Regions from separate parts of the Mus musculus genome. Here regions 1 and 2 are each linked to region 3. Evidence: chromatin loops called from intact Hi-C (ENCODE). Cell type or tissue: heart. All regions are shown on one strand. Links, peaks and the distances in the headings refer to the core of each region. The heading gives the core; the rest is flanking DNA.

Region 1 (6,269 bases), core at 161-5,160, 75 kb after region 3:
AAGCAGCAGGTTTGACAACAGGAGTCCAGGTCCCCAGAATCCACAGCAAAGCAGAATGGGCATGATAACTAGTTCTCTCGTGAAAGGTGGAGTCAGGAGACCCTGGAATAAGATACAGAGCTGCATGCAGCTTATCAGGGAACTCTATTTAGCGGAAAGAATGAAATGGAGAACTAAGGAAGACTTCAGATGTCAGCCTTGGACCTTCACACACACTCCCACACACATGACCTTCACACACACACCCATGCACATTTGCACAGTATATATACAGCACAAACACATACACACTGTACAAGAAAAAGAAAAAAAATGTTACCAAGATTCTAGAAAAGGTACCTTAAATTAGCCTCTCCCCCCTCACCCCCCCCCCCGTCTCTTCCTCTTGTCATCTCTACACACACACACACACACACACACACACACACACACACACACACACACACGTTTCTTCCCATTTTCCATACTTGGAACCCACCAAGCGCCACCTGAGAGTGGCAGCCCCAGAAAAATTTCATTTCAAAGATCTCAGATATGTAATCATGTTCACAGGTACTGAATTAAAGCAACATTATCTGAGTTGCAGAGCTGAGCTTGGTGAGAGAATTTGTGTTTGAGACCTGTTCTGACATACACCATCTGACACCCTTTGCATGTCAATGACCTCTCAATCCTGCTTTTCATTTGCATCCAATTAAGTTAACAAGATGCCCAGACCCTTCTTGAAGCAGGTGTGTCTTTTTCTTATCTATGTTTTTGACATCTGTTAGAACATTTGGCTTTCGGGAGTGCTAATGATGTGAATCACAAGACTCTCTTCTAAAGTGTTGGATGTACTAATTTTCTTAATCCTTAGAATACCCCTATGTAGGAGGCATTCTCAAGTTTTAATAAGTATGTGGGAAGTGGAATACCACTAACCTATAGGTAAATTGAATCAAAAGTGATATTAAGCAGAAGTAATTTGTAGGCTTCAAGTGCTATAAAAAGATAAGGTTACATTTTAGTCCCCCTCCCCTTTGTCACCAATGAGGACAGGTGGACAATGTATAATTATTGTACAAGCCAGGGCTCCCCACACTGTTTCACTGAGGCCTGTGAAGGAGATAATAACAGGTTTATTTTGTAGATTTGGAAATGGAAGTTCAGATAAGTTTTTTAAGTTAAGTAACCTTTTGGTAACGGCTGTCCAATCGCTGAGTCGAAAAGTGTTGGTTCCAGACAAACTCAGGAATTTCCAAAGCCCTGGTGTTCCAGGTCTGACCAGTAAAGAAGGAATGGAGAGGAGAATGAGATGGGGTCCTTTAGTTAGTTTTAGGGCTCTAGGCCTGAGCTGAAAAGGAATTTAAAAATGTCAGAAGAAAGTCTGGAGCTCTCAGCCCTCGACAAACACCATTCAAATGTCTCTTATCTGGGCATTCAAAGCAGATGTCCCCAGAGGACCTCTGTTCCAAGGAAAAGGCCAGTGGTGACTGCTAGAAACTGGTGAGGTCAATAAGAAGACTGTTATTTCCAAAGAAATCCAAGAGGGCAGGCAGAAGACAGAAGGAAGACACGTGTGCATGGGCTCAATATGATTGCAGTGCCCAACTCCCGTTTTTGATTCTTTACAAAACAGTGCAGGGTGATGGTGGTGGTGGTGGTGGTGGTGGTGGTGGTGGTGCTGGTGCTGGTGGTGCTGGTGGTTGTGGTGGTGGTTGTGGTGGGGTTATGGTGATAATGGTGGTGGTGGTGGAATACAGGTTTGAATCTTAGGTAGCAGCTTATAGTCTATAGTGTCTCATGTAGGCTAGACTGTGAAGTTAACTCAAACATGTGAAGTTGGCCTTGAATGCCTGAGTCTTCAACTTTCATATCTCATGAGCTGGAATTATAAGCATATACTAGATTTTTCTTTTGTTACCATAACAAATAACTGGAAAAAAACTGATTTGAAAAGAGGGATAATTCTTTTTGGCTTATGGCTTTTAGAGGTTTCAGAAAGTCTGCTGGTTCTGTGCATGGGCCTGAGATGAGACTGAAGATTATGGCCATAGTAAATTGCTGTACTGTTTGATGAACAGGAAATGGGGTGGGGCGTAGTAAGGAGAGGGAGGAGGGAAAAAGAGAAAGAGGCAGGAGTCGAGACATATTTTTCTATGGCCCACTCCTAGTGACCTTCATCCTCTAAGTCACAGGTCTTACATTTCACCACCCCCTAACAACTCCACATTACCATGACTATCCAGAGGGATTAATCCTTTGAACATGTCAGAACTCTTAAAAATCCAATCACTTCTCCAAACCCCAGTGCATGACCCCTAGGAGAAAATGCCACATTCAAACCCTGACATGGCATATGGGGACCAGTATTGAACTCTAATTTGCTCTCAGATTTTGGGCTATCCCAAATCCTTCCCTCCAGAGGATCTCATGTTCCTGAAGGGGCTGACAGTTGGCTGGGCCAATGGATGCACCCAGGCTGTTCGTGCTCTGTAATCTAAAGCCTTGGTTATTTTTTAATCCTAACTTCCCACACGCCAGGGAGGGTGGCTCAGGTCCAACTTTAGGGCACATTCCTGACATTTCTAAAGCAATATTCATTCATGCCAGATAGGTGCTCGGCCCTCTAGCCAGGGACTTTTGCAGGCTTTTGCATGCTGCTGTAGGCTCTGTGTTAAATACTCCAGCTGTCTAACTCATGTGATTAAGTGGTGTGGGGCATGGCAGATGGGAGTGGGGTACAGAGTGGTGGTGGAGGTGGTGGGGATGGGGGTGAAGGGTAGAGGTGGTGGTGGTGGAGGGTTGGGGATGAAGGTGGAGGGTGGAGGTGATGGGATCAGAAATGGGGGGGGTCTTTGCTTGCAGTTACTCACTTCTCTAAAGTGAGTAACTTCTGTCCTCTGTATAAAAGGCACCTACAGGCTTGGGTTTTTACCTGGAATAAATCTGCTTATTTCTTTGAGTACTTGGGATGCCTGGCCCGTGACGAACACTAAGTGAATAAGGCTATCTTCAGGATTTCTTGCCAATGTTTTTTTTTTTTTTTATACAGGAGGAAATGGATTCTCAGACAGGTTAAGTAACACACTCAGGATGCTAGGGCAAGCATACGGCAGGAAGCCAGGCAAGTGCGTAAGGATATTGTGACTTCATTTCAACCTGGGACCTGGCAATGCCTGGACAACGTCCCTTCCTTGTCTTGGTCAGTTTCTGCCTCAATCTGAGGCAGGCTTCTAAGAAAGGATGCAGAATATATACAAGCTGGCTCTTCAGGATAGCTCTAAAACCAATTCTACTCTGTCTCCTTCGTCACCAGTATTCTTACCACCAGCTAGTCCCCAGGTCCCCTAGAGCCAAGAAACTGCTGAGCAGGGAGTAGAAGCACAGAAGAGTAGAAGACAGAGGGATTGTCCTGCAATGGCAGCTGCCATTTTACCTTGTGTGGGTAGTATTCAAAACACTCCACACATCGCCCCCCCCCCCATGACTCAACAAAAATTTCCAGTGTTCCTTCTTGTGTCTGGGGACTCTCCCTATACCACAGTCTGCTCCAGCAATAGTCCATTCCCCTTCCTTTAGTCTTTTTTGTTAAGATAGATTAAAAAAAAACTGATTTAGGCCATCTTTATTTTTAATTTGGTTGTAAGTATGGCCATCATGACACACTGATATAATTGGAAATGACAAAATCTCCTCAGGGTCGGTCGCTTGAATGTAGACGAGCCACTATGACAAAAGGAAACTGCCAGTGATCCAAACTGCACTGTCAGTCTTTCCTATTCACTGCTCTTTTGAAAACAAACAAACAAACAAACAAACAATCCAAAAAACAACAACAACAAGAACAACAAAATGCAAGACCAAAACAAAACCATGACTAAATAATCAAAGTGGCCTATTAAATTTAGATATGAACTGTCTGATGAGAGAAACTGTATTTTATAGACATGATGGTCTCACAATGAGGTTCAAAGTAAAGCTATGATTAATAGAACGGGATGAGGATGAGGCAGTAAATGGATTTGATGTATGAATTCTCCATATGATTGAAATTATGAGAAGTTCATCTTGAGGCACATAAAGAGGGTAAGTCAGATTACCTAAATACAGTGGTGATGTGAAAATCTGCAACCACAAATTGCATAGTTTTTGGCAATGACAGTCTAGAAGAGACGATGAAACAAAGACCCAAAGCTCAAAACTTACAGTTTTAATGTATCTACAACTTAGTTCAGTCCAGCGGTGTGGGGGTGAGTTTTCTGTACAATCATACTAATTGAACCATTTAACATCTAATAAGTCAGATATGTAGCTCATAACTCATCCTTAGCTAGATAGGATTGACCCTGTATTTTTTTTTGAAATTGTAAAAGTCATTTTCTTAACCCTATTAGCACCAAATAAATAAAGTAAGAGCAAAATGAATGCAGGCTTGCTATGTTCTCAATCTCAGGACGCTGGCAAGCCATTCTTCCTTAGGTCAAAGGTAGGTTAATAAAAAGCAAAACAAAAGATGCTGCCCTGAACAGTGGATGCTAAAAGTCACTTAAGTTCTTACATAAATTGTCCATAGAATTTTCTTCCAAAACCCATTTTCTTTGAATGTATGCTGTGACTTTAGTCATTGGCCAATCATTGACTAAGTGAGACACTAGGGGCATGAGACACAGCTCATGCCTTCCACCAGGGTGGGACACATGTGCTGAGTTTATCAATAGACTTGCCCTACTATGTAGAGGAAGTGACAATCTGTTTTCTTCTTCTTCTTCTTCCTTTCTGGATAAGTCTTGGATATGGTTGGTCCTCAAGCTTGCCTGTCAGTGCCTCACTGGACTGAGGAAAGTGCTTCAGATGACTAGTGGTTGGCAAACTAAAAGTGGGTTTGGAATCACCTTTATCTGTTTGCATGTTTACCGAAGAGGCAAGCACAGAGTGGATGTCTATCAGAAACTGTGTTCAACACTAATTTTAGCCCGAGTTCATATAAAATTGGTGGAAATTGGTTTGTTGAGTCATCAACGCATTCAGCAGATGTCTTACTAATTCATTCAACAAATGCCTTATCAAGCTCCATAATGGGTGCTGTCTGGAGGACTTGGATTTAAAGGGGCAAATAAAACATTCTCTGTGTCCTCACGTAGCTTGTGGACATGAAGAATGCCTGGCTCCGTCATCTCAGCCTGACCTCTTGTGCTCTGAGAGCCTCATTCCTCTGGAGACTTTACAAAACAGGCAGGTCATCCAGCCCCAGACTCAACACTGGGATGCATCTTGCTTTTGAAGAGAGACTAGGCCGACTCCTCACCTGGCACAAAGCCTCCTTTCTGCCTCTCAGCCTCTTTGTGCCCTCTTATCTCATCCCATCTAGAGATCTCTGCTTCCAGGCATTTGCTTGGGGCTTTACTTGGGCCCATTGTAGCACACTCCTCTTTTTTTTTTTTTTTTTTGCTAGTACCTTCTTGGCCTTCCACTTTTTTCTCTGAGATCTTAGTGCATCCATGACATTATTTCCCTAAGTGTCCCTTCCAGGATCCACTGTATCATTCTCAATGTTCTGTCTTGTCTCCTTCTTGTCTCATGACCTTTTTGCTATGTCTGATTTGAACTGATGACCCATGTTTTATCACGGGACCCATCTGGCCCCAATTTGATACTCTTCGAAGGTGCCTTTTACCTGCTTGGGCCATTGTTATGTGTTCTAGGAGGATGATCACACAGTCAGCCCACAGCTTGTATTACGAATAGGGCACAGTGAGAAATCTTCAGCCTAAAATGGTAACAAAGAAAAGTCCTTTGTCAGCTCAGTTAGCACCGGTGGCCCAAATAGGGTACAATGTGATTTCTTCGTAACTCTGGACATTTGAGAGTTAGGATCTCCTGATCTATTTAACCTTAGGGAATTTTCCCTAGAACGTTCTTCACAAATTGGAAAGTCAGGGCCATTAATTACACCACCGGACAGCAGGGAAGCCGAGGAGGAGAAATCAATGAAAGGGATTCTTATCATAAGCGCCCTCTCTAATTTGGGGAAACTGAAGTCCCTGTATGTTTTTTCAATAAGCACTCCGTCAGAAGCCCGCTCACCCTGACAGGCTTTCATGAGTGCAGCAAGAACAACCTCTGGACGCTGGCCTGCCACAGTCAACTATGAAAATGTGAATTCCACGGGTCACTGTTTCTGCAGCCGCCAGATGTGGATGAAAGGGGAAGGGTGTTTTATTGTGTTTTTTCAAGAAACAGAGAAGGGTCTGTCCTGAAATGGGCCCGCTTCCCTCCCACACAAGTGG
Region 2 (6,269 bases), core at 991-5,990, 69 kb after region 3:
TTCATAATGTTCAAAGCCGGGTAAGACAATTGATGAGTCTCTCCTCCATCTGCCAGATGCTTACACAGTACCATCCAGTGCTATGAAAGCTACTTAGTATTTCCATCTGCTTTTTCTGCATATCAAATTTCTTACTTACTTTTCTATTGTCATGACAAGACACATGTCCAAGGCAACTTATAAATGAAAGCATTTAATTTAGAAATTCATAATTCCAGAGGGTTAGAGTCATGATGGGGAACATGGTAATGTACAGGCAGTCACAGTGTTTGCAGCAATAGCTGAGAGATTACATCTGATCTACCAGCAGCAGGGGAAGAGAGAGAGAGAGAGAGAGAGAGAGAGAGAGAGAGAGAGAGAGAACTAACTTGAAATAGTGTGGGCTTTTGAACCTCGAAGCTCACCCCTGGTGAAACACCTTCTCCAACAAGCCTCACTTCTAAATCCTTCCCAAACAGTTCCAACTCTTGTAGATGGAACACTCAAATATCTGGTTTAGGAGGGTGTTCTCATTCAAATTGCCACACCATGACATTTTTTTTCCTTAATCTTCTAGGTTAATGACTTGATTCCCCCCCCCATGACCCATGTATTATTTGTCCCTTACATTAATTTTAAAAATTTTTGACAAATATAGTCATTTGCATTTCCAGTGACCCTTGACTATTGGTTTCTCAGAGTACTTCTTGAATTTCTTAGAGAAGCTGATTGAATATAGTTTGAAAAATTCTACTCCTTTTCTTGCTTATTTTTATTCCTTCTTAAACTTTGTTCAGTTCTTAATCTTTGTTAAGTTTTAGTTGGCTTTTATTCTGTGTCTATTTCTTTCTTCTCAGCTTTCCTCAAATGTTGACCAAATGTTACTGTTATTAAAGACTCTTGTGCAATAGCAGAGGCAGCAGGCATGGGTTTCCCTGGTAACTCAGAAGGCTGACCTTCCCAGCAAGCCTGTTCCCCAGATGGGAGAGCCACTGGGGAGATCTGTGTCGAGGAATGGGTCTTGTTGAGTGATAAGTTTGCCTTTACTACAGATGGTGGGAGCATATAAGTTTACCTGTGAGCTCAGTTTCTGCAGTGAATAGACATTGGAATGGGGGATTATATAATTATATGTGTACTTATAATGTATAATTATGAGTTTATATGTTTATATGTTAATTTATAAATATATGAAATATATAATGTATAATATAATTATAGAGATTCCTGAAGAGTGAAAAGCAAGTTAGGCCTAGGTAGGGCCTGAGAACTCAGTGCAGGGCGTCAGCAGAAGGCGGCAAGTTTGTAAGCAGTATCGCTTGATGACAGCCCAGGGAAAGCCTCTGGATGGCCATGGTGAGGGAATCAAGACCAAATTGGGCAAGACAATAACCTGTGTGGTTCCGTGCCCTACCTGTGCCTCACAACGCCATTTGCTTTTACTCTTCAGGAACCTCTGTAAGTCTCTCTACTGTGTGGCAGTAATTCTCCTTCCTGAAAACGACAACATCCAAGACTTATGTAGTCTGTTTTAGGATCTTACCAGAATTTAGGATGCCCTGTCTGCCACTTCAAACTACAACCCTGAAGTTCCTAGACTAAACCTTATTAAATTTAAAAGAGCTTTGTGCACCTAGTCTGTTTGGAAGCTTGCTTTCCTTTTACTTGCTCATTCATGTTGGTGGGGGCCTCTCCTTAGGACTCCAGTAAAGGTATCCTATACACTGTCACCTGCCTCCTTGTGTAACTTCTCAGTTCTCTGGTCTTTGAGCTGCACCTGTAGCAGATGCACGGTGACTACCCCAGACTATACATGCACTCATACTTACTCAGGGACCATGGGAATCTACCCAAGACTATGCATGCATGCACATCCACTCAGGGACCATGGCACTCCAAGCAGTGACTGCCAAAAACTGCATGTATGCATGCTCACCCAGGGACCATGGGACTCCAAGGGGACATGATGCAACTTTAGCTTTCTGGGAATTAAAGCATGATGATGAGGACAGACATACAGACATACAGGTAGACATTTCTAGAAGGATATAAACAGAATGGATACAGAACCTGGAAACATTGTACTTAAGGGGTGATTATATTTATGCCAGTCTTGAAGGGCAAATAGGGGCCCTCAGGAAGTGCCTGACATATAAGAGCTTTCCAGAAAGAAAAGACAGTAACAAAAGCAGGATGCCGGGAGAAAGGAAGGGGCCAGGACACATGCAGAGTACCAGCCTGGTGAAGCATTTTGCATTTCTTTCTGAGATGAAAGAAGATTGGTTGAAGCATTGAGTTCTGGGTCTGATGGGAAGTCTACAGATCTTGGATATATTAGAGAAGACAAAATCCTGGAAATCTGAGACATGAGTATAATATGCCAAGGCATTATGTTGAAGATTCAATAGGAACAAAAGCTGCAGTGAAAGGATATTGTGGTGATGTTTATTTTTATTTTTATTTTTTTGTGAAGTTGACACAAGCTAGCGTCATCTGGGAAGAGAAGCCTCAACTGAGAAAATTCCTCAATCAGATGGCCTATAGGCAATTCTATAGGGCACTTTCTTGACTGATGATTGATATGGGAGTGTCCAGACCACTCTAAATGGTGCCATCCCTGCTTAGGTAGTCCTGGGTTGTAGAAGAAAGCAGGCTGAGCAAAGCCATGGGAGCAAGCCAGTAAACAGTACTCCTCTGGTCTCTGCTTCAGCTCCTGCCTCAGTTTCCCTTAGATGAACTGTAATGTGAAAGTGTAAGCCAAATAAACCTTTTCTCCCCCAATCTGCTTTTGGTCAGGGTGTTTATCACAGTAGTAGAAAGCAACATAGAACAGAAGAACTTGGCAAATGGCAAAACGAACAGATAGAATATGGCAGCCTCTTGGAGGGAAGGAAAAAGAAAGTTTGCTGAGGTCCCTTCATGCCAGGGCTTTAGGATCTGACGAATGCATGAAAAGACATGAGTGAAACTGGCTCCATTTCGGAGAGCCATGATACCAACTTCCTTCTCAGGAAATCAACTGGGAGTAGAATGTTCTGGAAAGATACATGAGATCAGCTTCTTGTCATGTTTGGATTAATTTTTAAAAATTGGATTAGCATCCAACTGAAATGAATGTCAACCATTAGGAATGCATCTTTGGATGTGAGTGATTTTGATATGAACCAAATGTGATCATCTTGTGGCTTTTATTTATGCAGAACCATTTTACTTTAACTCTTAGGAGCCCTCAGAGGAAGGTTCACATCCCATTTGTTTTGTCCTGGCGATTTTCTGCTTTCTGTTCCTAACCTATTTGGGATCACACACACACACACACACACACACACACACACACACAAACACGGAAAAAGAGAATAGGTTTGTCCTTAATCTGAGTACCTTCTCTGTGTTAGGAATGTTCCACTAAAATTACTGCCTTGACTCTCACTACTACATTAAGAGCAAGAATCATTATCTCTTTCAAAGATTCAGAACCTCATTTCAAAAAGAGTCTCTAATATAGTAAACTGAAGTAGTGGGTTCAAATCCAGACCTAGATATTGGATTGAGTGCCTACTATGTATGACCTGACACTATACCTATGTTGTTTCATTTAATCCCCTAAACAAAGGGCTTAGATCAGATAAACAAGAAGAGGCTTAGCAAGATGAAATAACTTCCCACCAAGCACTCACTAGAGACAGATACCCTGAAGTTCTTTTTTCTTCTTTATTTCCTTTGTTATACTCATTAGGAAGTGCTAAGAAGTTTAAGATATTATAGATTGTTGTTGAAAAAACCCTACTGGATGCTATTTGAATAGTTTTTAAGTGTAGCAGCAAAGTTCCCTGTTTATGTGAGGACCTATGGAAGTGGCCACTAGGAAGGCAGAAGCTAGCCAGGCTCCTTATATGTTGGGTAAAATCATTTTACTTCAGCCAACAGTTTGGTTGGGCGTGACTATTTCTGCTTCCTAAATGGCTAATCTGAATTTCAGAAGAGGTGATTATAAGGGTTTCTGCCTGGGTCTGCCTGTCCCAGAGCCATGGCTTTTCCAGGACAGCACTGACACTTTAAGACCAGCTATTTGGAAGCAGGCTCTGCCGTTGGTATTTCACTTGGCCCATAGCATTTCCCTAGGTAGGTGGTGAATAATTGTCCTTTGATTAAATTTACAGATGGTTCTAAATTGGGTCCTCAGTAAACATGAGCAACATTTAAAAACCTGATATAAATGATCCAAAATGAGGGAGGTTAGAAGTGCAGACAGGAAATAACATGATGGGCCTGATTACCACATGGGATATTCTGGATTAAAATATCTGGGCAGGTCAAAGTGAAGCAGGCTTTAACATAAGCACCTTTCAGTAGCTCTGAGCTCTGCAGAAGGGCAGGAGCGTTCGCTGCAGCCAATTTCTTCATGGACAGATGAGGAGACTCGGAGAGAAGCAGGAAATTATCTAAGGCCATAGTCAAATTACAGCAGAGCTGAATAAAAACCATGTCTCCTGCCTAGTAACCAATGTCTCCTGTCATTACATCCATCAATGGCGGCATGGATCGGGGAATCAAAGGGACTTAAGTCTAACTTCACCATTGAGATGCTGGGGTCTTTGAGGTCTACTTATCCTGTTCGGAAGCCAGCTTTTTTATCTGACAAAGTGGCAAATGAATACATATTCCTTATGGCTATTTGGAAAACTGATGCTATCAGGTTTGGCATATGGCATGTAGAGGTTCAGAAAAGATTGTTATCTAAAAAGAGCAGAGAAATACCTTATTTTCCTCCAGCAATGGTCTCTTTCATGAATGCCCATAATTCCATGCATGAATGCATGCTGCAAGCTCTGGAGGAAGATTAGCAGTAGATACAATGGAGCAGTTGTGTGGTGTGATGCAGATATATTTGACAGGTTTTTCAAATACACAGACCACAAGTAAATCAAAGAGGACCTACTATGTACGAGGTAAGCCTTATGTTTCCTACATGGATCAGACCACAGAGGATTCAGGAGGGCAGAACAGAGTGATGTTAGCTTTCACTGAGGCCAACTGGGAAGGGAAAAGAATGAAATAGGACAAGATCTCAGAAGAGTCCTTCACAGAGGAGAGATTTGAGGAATTATTTCTGCATTGTGTGCTGGACCATTTGGGAAATGGGACCACTCTTAAATTCTTCATCTTGTTTATATGACAAGATATTTAAAAGGAAGCGTTGGCCAAGACAACCATAAAGAAGATATGGCTTTAAATTGGTTCAGTAGTTTTTGGGTGCTATATCCACATCCAGGAGATAAAAGATTGGAGACTGACCAAGAGACAAAAAGATAACAGGAGATTTTTAGGGTGGTGATATGGCTCAGTGGGTAGAGGTGCCAGCTACCAAAACTGATGACCTGAGATCAATGGTGGAAGGACAGAACTGGCTTTCAGACATTGTTCTCTTTCCTACACACATACACACCCTCCCTCCCACAGACTGACTACAGCAAGTGCATACACATATATACAACCACATGGTGGAAGAATAGAGCTGTCTCCCAAAAGTTGCCCTCTTTCCTACACACACACACACACACACACACACACACACACACACACACACACACACACAGTAGGAGGTGTGGGGGAGAGAGACAGAGACATAGAGTCACTATGGCAAGTGCACACACATAAATAAAAATGCAATAAAATCTTTTTGAAAATAGGACTTGTAAAGACTGTGTCTCTGGCGTGAGGAGCAGTTAGAATCCCTCCTTCAAGGGGAAGACCTGGGGTCAAGCCATGCTCTCATTTCTTCAAAACAAGAGTAAGGTCCTCCATAGAGCCAGAGGTCGATAATGGCCTCTGAAATGAGGGTGACATAGAGGACTGGTTCTGATTCCTACCTGGTTGAGCAGCCAAGAGCTTAGAGCTTGGCAGAGTGACAACAGAGAGGGAGAGGCATGGCTTTTATGACACATGGCAGGGTCTCTTTGTCTTTGAAGGAAGAATAGTGTTGTATTGTGGATATATACACACAGTTATGTGTGTGTGTGTACATACGTATATATATATATACACACATTATACACATATATAATTATATATATATAATATATTATACATATTATGCATATGATATATACATATATATTTTATCCACGCATTTGTTGAATAGAGTCCCAAATAAAGCTGGATTCAGTATTTTTATTTATTTCTACTTTTAAGTGTGTGCGTGTGTGTGTGTGTGTGTGTATGTCAGTCAGTCAGTCAGTCAGTCTGTCTGTCTGTCTTTGTTGGGGTTACATGCATGTGAGTGCTGGTCC
Region 3 (6,269 bases), core at 434-5,433:
AATATCTGCTTTGGTTCCCACAGCATGCCCCCACGTGATGGACAGGAGTGGGAGGTTTGCCAGGCCTTCTCAGTTCTTTGGGCCACATTTGAGCCACTTGTGGATGGATGACCCTCTAGTAAATTGATCTATTTGCCAAAGCTGTTCCCGCTGTTCATTCTCAATCAAGGGGTGGGCTGCTTAGCTCCTTGTGTCTACAATCAGTCCAGAGTCTGCAACTACTCACCAGTCGAACCCCTCCAACCTCAAGTGACCTCCTTCTGGTACCCAGAAGGCCTGTCGAGCTTCTGGGTGGAGTTCTCACATCACAGGAGCTTCCAGCTAGATGGAGCAAGACCAGCCGGATCTTTCCCCTTTTAGGAAATCCATCCAATTGGAAGCTTCTTCAGACAGGGCTTTTAGGGGAGTGTGGGACCAGTGCTTCAGACGCAGAGGAGACAAGAATGTTCTGGAAGAGATGACAGCCAAGTAGTGGTTGTGTTAAATCCTGCATCATATTTGAAGGGTGGCTTTTTTTTTTTTTTTTTGGTTTGTTTGCGTCAATTACAAACTGCTTTAATGAAAGACACATTGTCTTTCTTATTCGCAGACCTTATATAAGAATAACAAAAATGAGGGCTGGTGAGATGGCTCAGTAAGTAAGAGCACTCACTGCTCTTCTGAAGGTCCTGAGTTCAAATCCCAGCAACCACATGGTGGCTCACAACCATCGTAACAAGATCTGAAGCCGTCTTCTGGAGTGTCTGAAGACAGCTACAGTGTACTTTCCATGTAATAAATAAATAAATAAATAAATAAATAAATAAAAGAAAGAAAGAATGAATGAATGAATAAATAAATCTTTAAAACAAAAACCAAAACAAAACAAAAAAAGAATAACAAAAATGATGACAGACATGGTGTATGAGTTAGAGAACATCGGAACTCAGTCTGACCCGTGCCACTACTCTCTGTGGTTTTTACTAAAGTTTTATTCCCATTTAATAGATGAGGACAGATTTGAGAAGGAATGAAGGGTTTCTCACCACTGAGCTTGTTTTTAGGCCCAGTTCCTAACTGTGGATTTTATGCTTGCTCTTTAAGAAGTAGGGACAACAGAGGTGCAGAGGAACAGGAACATTCTTGTCCCCGTGCATGCTGCATAGTAGGGATCACATAAAGCTAGCTTTCTGGGTTTTTGTTTTTTCGGGGGACAGAGTCTTACTAAGCAGCTCAAGTTGGAATCAAACTCACACTTCTATTTCTATTCTCTCAGGTTCTGGGATTACAGGCAAGTGTCACTACGCCTGGTCCACAAGCTCTCTTGCTTAGGTTCTTGGATAGGCTTTATTCACTGAACTCCCTTCATGCTGATACTTCCTCAATTGGGGGTCTTTAGAATGCAACATGATATCCCAAGCCAAGCAGCCACACAGAGATGCTGTGCTGGCTGAGCCAACATGAGAACTTCATGTCTCTGATGAGGTAGGTTCTTATTCTCAGTATATAATAGTGCATAGGCAACATTGCTTGCCTTGGTCAACTCTAGGGATCACAAAATCAGGTTCTGAGCCTGTGAGACAGCCAAGAAAGTCCAGTTTAGTAAAGGGATGAGGGAAACGCCCTCCTGGGTGGTCCTGGGGAGAGAGGAGCAGCTGCTGCTTTTGTCTGGCAATGCTTTTTCCACTTCAGGGACACAGGCCTGAATCGGAGCCATGGACATTCCTGGTCTTGCCTTAATTCTTGCTAGAGGCCGGTGGTACCAATACACACACACAGGAATTTTTGACAATTCTTGCCTAAAGCTATTTGCTGTTCATCTGGTCACCTTGAAACTATCACCTGGGGAGAGGAAGACAAGAATGTATAGGACACCATTTCTCCAACTAAGTAACTAATATTGTAGGAGAGACAGATTAAAGTTATGTTAGCAATTTTATAGGCTTGTGTGTGTGTGTGCTTTTCAAATGTATCAGTCAACATGTGAAACACACATACACACATGTATATATATACATATATATATATACATGTGTGTATATATATATATATATATATATATATATATATATGTATATATGTATATATATATGTTTTGCAGTTTATCTGTGAAAATATAAAACCATGGAATTTTGATAATTTAGGTGAGGTTCTATATAGCATAGAGTTAGAAAATGTCAGACTATAGATTTGAATTCCTGAGAAATAAAGTGCTGAAAAGGCTACCAGCAAAATCCTGACTAGATATAAATATATGGCATGGGGCATAAATCACCACTGGTCATTTAGTAATTTTTATTCATTTCCCAATAATGTCTTGGGAGCTCATTAGGTGAGGAATCCCATCTATGGCCTCACCGCCTTGAATGTGTCTCCTAATGAGGGTCTCGAGGCAATTAGAAGAAGAGTAACTTCCTCATTGGTGGAAGAGTGAGCTGAAAAAATTAATGAATCCCAATTTAAAATCCTGGTCTGATGAATTAATAAAGAGTTATAAGAACAATTTTTAATAGAAAAATATAATGGAAATTGTGCTTTTTCTGTCTCAGATAAAGCTGCAGACACAGACTGAACTGTTTTGGCTGGCATTTTATCAGCTCAAGACTAGTAACACTGCCTGTCTCTTTATCTTCATGAGCTCCGATTAACCAGTAACTACCAGTTCACAGAACTTCTCAGAAGTTCTGGGGATTGAATCTAAGGCATCAGCAAGCAATCTGCCACAGACACAGAACATTCTTAGCCCAGTTCATTGAACTTCAGTAATCAGGTCTCGGGCAATTACCACTGTGGGACTGGCAGTGAGCTGTGCTCTGGGGATGTAGAGACAAAACAAAACAAAACACCACCCTTATTATTTCAAGAAACTTGCCATCTCAGAAAGGGTGGCCTATCCGAATAAGTGTTTTAGAGCATTTCCTTTTAGATTAGAATGAAACGGTTTCATTGTGGACCACTCTAAGAAAGAGGAGTAGCCACTCAACCTTCAGAGGCTAGAACTGTTGGAGACACTCAGGGTGGGCCTCCTGGAAGATGACTGAGGCTGGGGAAGGCCTTGGCATAAGGAAAGCTCTTCCCAATGCAGTGAGGGGGCTGTCTTAGACCTGGGTCCTGGAGGAAGCAGGAAGCCTGGGAGGCCAACAAGAAGGAGATGGGAAACCTGACCCAGCTGCGAGGAAGATGGAGAGATTATTGGGAAGAGAAAAAAAACTATGTCGGGTTGCTGAAGAATATTAAAAACACAGTAACTTTGACTTAAGAAACGGGCGCTGCTAGATAAACCTCTTCTCTGGCCAGTCTCTTGGAAAGGACTCTGAAGGCACAGCTAACCAAACAACCATTGCTCCTGGCAAGGGCTTTCCACCAGGTGAATGGTTTGCCATATTTCCGATTCCAGGAACTGGCTGCAATAACACTTATGCAATGATAGAGTGCACAGGGCCCGCCTCCAGGCGCCTGGCTGCGGGAGAACTTGGCAAGCCTGGGCTCCTCTGCTGCTGAGTGGAAAGTCCAGCTTTCCTGCTTTGCCCGAACTTCCCTTGGATGGCGGGCTTTAGGGGAAGTCAGAGAAGGCTGTGTGGGCCGAGCCTGAGCTTTGGCAGGGAAGACCAGGAGGGTATGCAAGACGAGAGAGGATCATCCTTTAAACTTATTATGTATTAGTATTAGCAGCAGCAGCACTAGCAGCAGTAGTATTAGCATTAGATAAGCAGGACACATAGTATTTGTGAAAGTTCAGTTGCCTTCTGAAGGCTATGGACAGAGTGAGGACTTGGGAGCTAAAACAGTCTTCACAAAGACCTTAGGGAGGTCACCCAACATCTCCAACCCTCTGTGTCCTTGTGTGCACACTGGGAACCACACCTTACCAGTCTACGAGGCATAATGAACGACAGCAGCTAGGACCTTCCTCAGCATCGCAGTAAATGTTAGTTGGTGGCTAAAAGCAACACAGCTCTTTAATAACTGTCAAGTGGTTGGGGACAAAGGAAGGCAGAAGGCCATCCATCCTCTCAAAGGACAAGTAAGGAGTGCATCTGCTTCAACAAAGGCACACACACTTGATAGGCTAGGATGAGTCTTAGTTTCTGAATAGTTGCAGACCAAGTGTATGCGAATCAGCTCATTCTCAGAATAGGGGACTTTCCAATCCAAGGTATCCCGGTGGCTTAATGTGAGCTTGTTGCTGCTACTGCGTCTAATTCAGTGCTATTGCCTCGCCAAGAGCTCCTGTGAGGGAAAGAGATGCTTCATCTGTGTTCCTTCAGAACCTTTGGGCATCTTCCTTTTTTTTTTTTTTTTTTTTACAAAATCTGTTCATAACAGATTAGCCATGTCTATTCAGAACTGGAAGCAGCATAAATCACCACTGATAGACAGGAGAATAAATACTGTTCGGTATTATTTCATAACACTACCTCAGTACTAAATGGCATAAATTCTCAATTTCATGCAGTAAGAAAGAATAAAAAAAATCATAGATACGCTTTTAACTACCAAAAATTATTGAGGAAAATGAGACAGAAGATAAATTCAGTTTATAGATAGTCAAGGTCTGAAAGCCAAAGCTATGGTAACTAAAAATCCAGGTTGATGGCTAGCTGAGCCCTGAGTGCTGAAGGCAGAAACTTACGAGATGTTGTCAGTGATTCTGGGAGCATTTTGAAATTGAATGACATTGTAATTCTGGGTTCCAGCATGACATGATGGGGTATGTCTGTAAACCTAGAATGTGGGAAGCTGAGACAGGAGAATTTCCAGTTGGAGACAAATCTGGGCTATAGTCCAAACTGTGTGAAACATAAGAAAAGCTGGTTAGGAAAGGAAGGTCTTAACACTCACCAGATCATTTGTTTAAAATCTGTTCATTTTAATTTATGCAAACTGTTACCTCAGTGATGTGTGTTTCAATGCAATTCAAAGTATGTTCTCATAATGGAATATTTATCAGATATAAAAACAAGTTAGCTACTGACTGATTCATGCAACACCCACCATTGGGTTAAATCACCTACCAAGAGCAGGCAGTGGTTCGTAGCATTCACATGAATTTGTTTAATGAGCAAAATCCAACAAAGGTGCTGAAGTCTGATCATTGGCTGACTGGTTTTGGACAGTGTGAGGAGACTGAATAGAAAGGAGAGTGGCATATATTCCTAGGACAGTGGAGACTTTTCTCATCATTAAACTGATCTGTTTGCAGGCTCCCGTGTTTGTGTAGTCTGTGTAGATTATACATTTGTTGTTGAGGCAACTGGACTTGTAAATTAGCGTCACATCCTTTGCTTCTTTTAATTTACTTTTTATTATCTTATGTGTATGTATAGCCTGCACGTGTGTATGTATGCCACATGCAAGTCCCTTGTTTTATAGGTCAGGGAACCGTGGCTCCAGGGTATCACATGGTTCACCAAATTTGTATGCCTGGGGACCCCAATCTAGTTACCCAGATGTGACTTTCGGTCAGTTACTAGCTCTCTCTGAGGAGGTGTGTGTGCCCCTTCTTGCATACATGTAGGAAATGCCCTGTGGAGGACCCCTAGGGGCTGGGCAGTAGATGGGATTTTGTCACTGAGTGTGAACATCCTGTGACCGACCTGGCGTGGATGTTTTGTGCCTGGGTGCAACTGTGTGGGATAAATGCTCAGACGAGGAGGCTCCCTTGCTCTCCACCCTGGCTGTGTGGGAAGGAATTCTGGGTCACAACCACAGCCAGTAGAATACCAGCAACATGTTCTTCAGCGACGACGTGCGCCCACACAATCTACCAGCAAGCCCTTAGTCTTAGACAAAGGGTTCTATCGAGAATTAGCCAGGGACTTCCTCATGGCCATCCTGTGGCCTCTCCTCATCCTCCAGTCTCTTTGGCAGTACCCTGCACTGTTATGCAGGAACATCTGGGGTCCTGATCACACATGCTCTGTTCCAGTCAGAAACAAGCCTGTCTTTCCAGCTAGCTAGGATGCAAGCTAATTTAGGTCATCCTGGTTGATCATTTTTTTCAGGCTGTTGTGTGGGATAATGGGGATATCCATTGACATCTTATTTTTATAAAGGTAAAGTGGGCCTCTCACTTTATAGAGCAACAAGTGATTTCCCCATTGCTCCTCTTGGGGGGATGGTGAGCTTGAAACCTCACTCTGTTGTCTCAAATTGGTGCTGCTGCTTGTTAACGGCTGATCTGAGGGGCCTTTGAGGTTTATATCTAAGTGCTGGTGAGACCAGTCAAAGAAAACTCTTTCCCAAGGAGAAAGCAGTGGGTGACTAGGCTCTGAGATGGGAAGTGTGGG

The links. A loop is a pair of places that touch in the nucleus more often than their neighbours do. Peaks named below come from ENCODE experiments on the same cell type or tissue, not always from the same donor. Only the 100,000 strongest peaks of a DNase experiment are listed, where the experiment ranks them.
Region 1: a loop joins it to region 3, with 2.0 times the contacts of the local background. A loop is called at or near these places in 4 of 42 quality-filtered maps.
Region 2: it touches region 3 in a loop (2.8-fold over the local background); 4 of 42 quality-filtered maps call a loop at or near these places.

What each region holds. Positions count from the first base shown.
Region 1 is chr4:105,400,784-105,407,052 of GRCm38, forward strand. No RefSeq gene overlaps it. Among named protein-coding and RNA genes, the nearest start is that of Gm40217, 85 kb to the left of the region's middle. In heart, for the core only: no CTCF peak of the experiment used is centred there; DNase peaks (open chromatin) are centred at 1,438, 2,588 and 3,118; H3K27ac peaks cover 224 bases.
Region 2 is chr4:105,393,634-105,399,902 of GRCm38, forward strand. No RefSeq gene overlaps it. Among named protein-coding and RNA genes, the nearest start is that of Gm40217, 78 kb to the left of the region's middle. In heart, for the core only: no CTCF peak of the experiment used is centred there; a DNase peak (open chromatin) is centred at 4,018.
Region 3 is chr4:105,325,564-105,331,832 of GRCm38, forward strand. No RefSeq gene overlaps it. Among named protein-coding and RNA genes, the nearest start is that of Gm40217, 9.6 kb to the left of the region's middle. In heart, for the core only: a CTCF peak has its summit at 3,448; DNase peaks (open chromatin) are centred at 1,638 and 3,428.